Regions from separate parts of the Homo sapiens genome. Here region 1 is linked to region 2. Evidence: read pairs that join two places in POLR2A ChIA-PET (ENCODE). Cell type or tissue: Caco-2. All regions are shown on one strand. Links, peaks and the distances in the headings refer to the core of each region. The heading gives the core; the rest is flanking DNA.

Evidence for each region. ChIA-PET counts read pairs that join two places held together with the same protein. Peaks named below come from ENCODE experiments on the same cell type or tissue, not always from the same donor. Only the 100,000 strongest peaks of a DNase experiment are listed, where the experiment ranks them.
Region 1: POLR2A ChIA-PET joins it to region 2 with 9 read pairs; 4 of 35 experiments call an interaction of 5 or more read pairs at or near these places.

The regions. Positions count from the first base shown.
Region 1 is chr11:78,431,541-78,434,468 of GRCh38, reverse strand. No RefSeq gene overlaps it. Among named protein-coding and RNA genes, the nearest start is that of LINC02728, 3.2 kb to the right of the region's middle. In Caco-2, for the core only: a CTCF peak has its summit at 2,032 (motif pointing right); no DNase peak of the experiment used is centred there.
Region 2 is chr11:78,364,295-78,367,222 of GRCh38, reverse strand. The region is part of intron 1 of GAB2 (GRB2 associated binding protein 2); the gene reads left to right. Among named protein-coding and RNA genes, the nearest start is that of GAB2, 52 kb to the left of the region's middle. RefSeq lists an enhancer at 1,195-2,107. In Caco-2, for the core only: no CTCF peak of the experiment used is centred there; a DNase peak (open chromatin) is centred at 1,692.

The DNA of each region.
Region 1 (2,928 bases), core at 147-2,646, 67 kb before region 2:
ATATTTGCAGCATCAGCCTGTATTGATTTGGCATTCAGGTCTTACTAGATACCATATTAATTTTGTGGAATGAGGGACATTTATAGACCCAGAACCTGGAGGCACTATAATTTCCAAGGCTATCAGGAATTATGCCTCCCATGATTTTTGAGGGACCTGATAGCATTGTAATGTTAACATGACAGAGGTTAACAAAATAATAGTGATGGAAAGATTGCTGAGTTAGAGAAACCCCAGGTTCTGGACCCAGCATTACCATAAATGTAGTTGTAGAGCATTAGGCAAGTAAAATAATCTTTGTGACCTCCAGTTTTTTCATCTATAGTACTATCACATTTTGAAGTAGGTAAGCTCTATGGATCCTTTTATCTCTTAATCTTCTGTGAACCTGTGCTGAACTTAGTCACTAATAATTGATTTAGAGTCTAACCTTTAGGCAATATGTAGTCCCCTATTTTAGTACATATTAAGTCTCCAAAATGTATAACGAAGTCACATCGCTGAAAGTTGAACAGTAGTCTTAAATGTGTTCATATACTGTATATGTGGAAGGAGGAAAGGTCCTTCTCAAGGCATCTTGCCTTTTTGATAGTGTTTTCACCAATGTATTTCCAAAACTTTATACATTCTTTTCCTTGATAGTTGATCACACAATGAATATCTGGTTGAAGCCAAATACTTGCCACCTATAGCAAGCCTAATAATTTGTCTTTGGTGCAATACTTCTATTTTGCCAATAATTGAACAAAAACAAAAATTCAAGTCAGACAAAGATGATGAAAATGCCAAAACTGAACTGTTGCTTGCAGGCAGCATCAGCAGGAAAAAACTCAAAATGTTTACTCATCAGCTGAGATATGAATATCTAAATTCTACATTGCAAACAGTGTTGTATAAGTCAGTGTATAATGAATAAACGTATGGATTCAATAGTTGAGTACTGTCTACACCATAATAGCTTTTAGTGCTCAGTTTCTGAGTTAAAAGGTGATAAGAGGGTTAGTTTTTCACTTGAGCAACCCATTTCCAATGAGGAAAGAAATCAGATTATGTTTTCCTAAGATTTCCAAATGCCACCTGAAAATAAGAACCCCAGCAACCAAAGTAGAAGTATATTCTAAAACTTAGAAAGGTTTTTTCCATTATTCTCATTCTTATTTCAAATTTTGAGATAGGTTGAGAAAAATAGTTGCTTTCCATCTGGCTGTCCTTTTGCCTGGGGAAAGTTGTGCTGTCATGTTTTTAGGTCTGACAAGAACTTAATTGTGTGAGTGATCCATTCCAGATCTAGACATAACTCTCCAACCCAGAGACTCTTCAACTGTCACAGAATAGCAAAAGAACTATTTGACCTTTTGTTCTTGTCAGACTGGATCTGCCAGAAGCCTCCCTCTACAATGTTATATATTCATATTCTCTATAAATTGAATGTAGACATTGAAGCATGACTGAACAGGCATTGAAGATGTACTTGGTGAGGTGGATTAACTCTACCCATCTTTAAATCCGTTGCTTCAGATAATTATAGATGAGAGATGCTTATTTGGATTGGATTGCTATTTATTCTTATGTTTATTTTACTAAGTGGTGAGGCAAGAACACAAAAATGTACAGTTGAAAGACAGATTGGCCTGGGTTGATTGATAAGTAATGTGTGGGGTGTTTTGGCTTCTGATCAATATTTGTATTCAGTCTGCAATCTATGTATAATTAAAAAAACAGGTGAGAGTAACATCTGATTATAATTTCTCCCCAGTTAATCTTCAGAATTAAAAGATAGTAAAAGCGTTAAGAAAAGGGCAGAAAGCGGGCCGGGCACGGTGGCTCATACCTGTAACCCCAGCACTTTGGGAGGCCAAGACAGGCGGATCACCTGAGGTCAGGAGTTCGAGACCAGCCTGACTAACATGATGAAACCCATCTCTACTAAAAATACAAAAATTAGCTAGCTGTGGTGGTAGGCTCCTGTAATCCCAGCTCCTTGGGAGGCTGAGGCAGGAGAATTGCTGGAACTTGGGAGGCGGAGGTTTCAGTGAGCCGAGATGGTGCCATTGCACTCCAGCGGGGGGCAGCAGAGCAAGACTCCATCTCAAAAAAAAAAAAAAAGAAAAAGAAAAGGGCCCAAAGCAACCTTAATCACTGTATTGAAATGATTTAGTATGGCTTTTGTAAGAAAGTATTTTAAGTCATGGTCAGCATCCCTCCCTGAACTTGGACATTCTACTGTTGCCAGGAGCCCTAGATTGGCCTGTGATCAACTAAGGCTCCAGTTAGCTGTTGTGCAGTTTGGACCCAGCATTACCATAAATGGAGTCCAGCGAATTTCTAGCCATTATCAGCACACTGGATAGTTTCTGGGGGACCTTTATAAAGAAGACACCAGGAGTTTAGGTGGTTTTTAAACTGTCATTCAGGCAGCTGGTCATTGAATTAACATAGCTCATGACTTTTCAAAAATTTTCTGCTATACCTTTACTGTTCATAATTGTTACTAATAACATGACTATTATTTAGGCATTGCTTTACAGTTCACAAACATGTTTCATGTATCTTATTTTCTTAGTTATCAAGACAATACATTGTGGACTTTGTTCCTTTGTATCTTACTGGTCATGAAATTTATTTGGTTTATTTGTTATAAAAATTCAAAGTTCCTTTTGGGAGGCCAAGGCCGGCAGATCACAAGGTCAGGAGATTGAGACCATCCTGGCTAACACGGTGAAACCCTGTCTCTACAAAAAAAAAAAAAAAAAAAAAAAAAAAAAAATTAGCCGGGTGTGGTGGCAGGCGCCTGTAGTCCCAGCTTACTCAGGAGGCTGAGGCAGGAGAATGGCATGAACCCGGGAGGCGGAACTTGCAGTCAGCCGAGATCACACCACTGCACTCCAGCCTAGGCAAAAGAGCGAGACTCTGTCTCAAAAAAAAAAA
Region 2 (2,928 bases), core at 171-2,670:
TAAAGGATATTGCTAGATGGAGGAAGAATGTATTTGTGACTCTTGGTCCAAGTTGATGGGGGAAAAGAAAACAGAAGTTTTCAATTTGGAGCTCCTCCAGATATTTGAGCTATGTTCCCCTTTACCCCTGAGATACTGTATGGCTCAGGAATATACCTTAGTATCATAATTTTGTATATGACTTATCTCCCTTGCTAGATGGTAAATTCATTGGGTTCAGGGACCTGTCTTGTATTTTTTTGCATCCTTAAGAATACCTTGCACATAATGGAAGCTTAAATACTCCTTGGATGGTTAGTGGGTTTTTAAAATTTCTCATGTAACTTTGTGAATAAAGATGGGGAGATTCTAATGAATATGTTGTTCTGGAGGATCATTTGAGAAGCAACCATTTGAGTTGCTTCTCCACTATATTTTCTCCAAGCCCTATCCCCAATTACATTCTATTCGCCATCATAGTCTGGATGGGGAATAGAATGTAATTGGGGATAGGGCTTGGAGAAAATATAGTGAATATAGAAGGTTTTTGATAATCCTTAACCCCTGCTCTTTGGTAGCAGGGTAAATTAACCCCCCATCCTCACTTTGTGCATATTCTATTTTAGTACTCATCTTTTTTTTTTTTTTTTTTTTTTTTGAGATGGAGTCTTGCTCTGTCGCCCAGCCTGGAATACAGTGGTGTGATCTCAGTTTACTGCAACCTCCACCTCCTGGGTTCAAGCAATTCTCCTGCCTCAGCCTCCCAAGTAGCTGGGACTACAGACATGCACCACTGTACCTGGCTAATTTTTGTATTTTTAGTAGAGACGGAAATCTAATTTCGCCATGTTGGCCAGGCTGGCCTTGAACTCCTGACCTCAGGTGATCCACCTGCCTCGGCCTCCCAAAGTGCTGGGATTACAGGCGTGAGCCACTGTGCCCAGCCTATTTTAGTACTCATCATATTATGTTAAAGAGCTTGTCTCCTACACTGGACTGTGATTTCCCTATCATTAAGAACTCGGTATGGTTTTTGTGCATCTAACAGCTAATACTTGATAATGTTTGTGTGCCAACTCTGTATAAACACTATTCTAGGAACTCAGTAAATGTTTGCATTGAATTGAGTTTGTGTTAGGAGTTGTATTAGAACTCTACACCACCTTATAGTTTATAAAACATATGTATATTCATTGTCTTATTTAATTTTGAAATCAACTGAGTGCTGCAAATGAGAAAAATCAAAGCCCAGAGAAAACTGTAACTGGTCCATAATTACACAGCAGTTAATGGCTGAACATCCAGGCTGAACTTTGCCAGTTAGTGGCTGAATATTCACGAAATTCTGATGCCTCCATAGAGCGGGATAGAATTATGGAGGACTTGTCATTCTGGACTGCGGAATTTGGACCTGTGTATTGAAACAAGAAGAGAAAGGGAAGTGTTTCTTAAGTTATTTTTGGATGAAGGCTTTTTGCGATCCAAGGCTTCATCCCCTCAAGCTCAACAATAGCATTCCTTGGGGGAGTGAGAAGATGATGAATGGTCATCAGTTTGCTTGCCTCACCCAGATTCCATTCCTACCTCCCAGAATTTTCCCTGGTCCCACCCAGCTCCACAGTAACAATCAATCCCAATCAGTGACTGTACTTCATTTTTTGGATCAAGGAATACCCCTCCCTTTTCTGTCTTCCTCCTTAGGGCTTTGGATAGGAGCCCTTTAATTGATGTTGACTAAACTGGAGGCCAGCCCCTGCATACCAGGAATGCCAGTGGCTTTGTTAGTTGAGGAGGGCGCTGCATTAGCACTGCCCTCTAAATCCCAGAGCAGGTGGAGGAAATCTAATTAGCATTTAGTAAGCCAAGGTGCCCTGGGGAGTTTCTGATAAAGAAAAGGTCACTGCAGAAGGAGAAGGGACACTGATAGGGAGACTTCATTTTCCTAGTGGGAACTTTCTGAAATGGACTGGCAATCAGGTGAGCTGGATTCTAATGCCTGCCTTACTGGTGGCTTTTTAATCACACTTAAGTCCCTCTGCTTATCTGAGATTTCATTTTCTTGTCTGTGTCTAGTCCGTTACCAGACTCCTTTTCCTACACAAATATTTGTTTCATAACAGTGGAAGGGACCTCAGATCATTAAGTTGCTATCACCTTGGGGTGACAGGTACACTAAAATCTCAGAAGTCACCACTAAAGATCTTATTCATGTAACCAAATAACACCTGTTCCCCAAAACCCTGTTGAAATAAAAAAAATGACTGCAGCCATTCCCACCCTTGTATTTCAAGCATAGCATTGCCACCTACTTGCAAAATACTATATAGACGTATATATATATATTTTTAAAAAGGTGCTATTACCTGGGAAGCTTTTCCCAACATTACATATGTCCAAATCTCACTCTGTATCTACTGAATCTTCTGATATCAGTAGATATGTAGTAAATATGTATAGTTTGGGGAAAATTTCTCAGGAAAGTTTGATAAAATCCCTGGTTTATGCTTTTTTGAAGAACTTAAACACATATAGCAAACTCAAGGCCTATCACAGCATTTGCTATCATAGTTGTTAGTAATATGTTTGGAGAGGAATTTGGGGGGATGGCTATTAAGTGAGAAGCTAGAGGTAGAATAACCACTGCAAGCAATAAGCATTTTACAAAATGGGGATTGAGCTCTATTCGTAGGTGATGAAATCAATGGTAATGAGTTGCTACCAGTATTTTCAAAGTAAAATAGTATACAAAAAGTAGCATGTATTGTGTCCAGTTAAGGATATTTATTGAAACTTTTAAGTTCATTGTATTTATAGATACTGTGCTACAATTTAAAAGACATTTCTTACTGAATTTTTGTCAAAATCCATTGACCTAGATAGGAATCTGTATTGGAGTAAAGATGGTTCTAAGGGGAAGGAGTGTAGAGAAGCAATGTGGGAGCCACATGC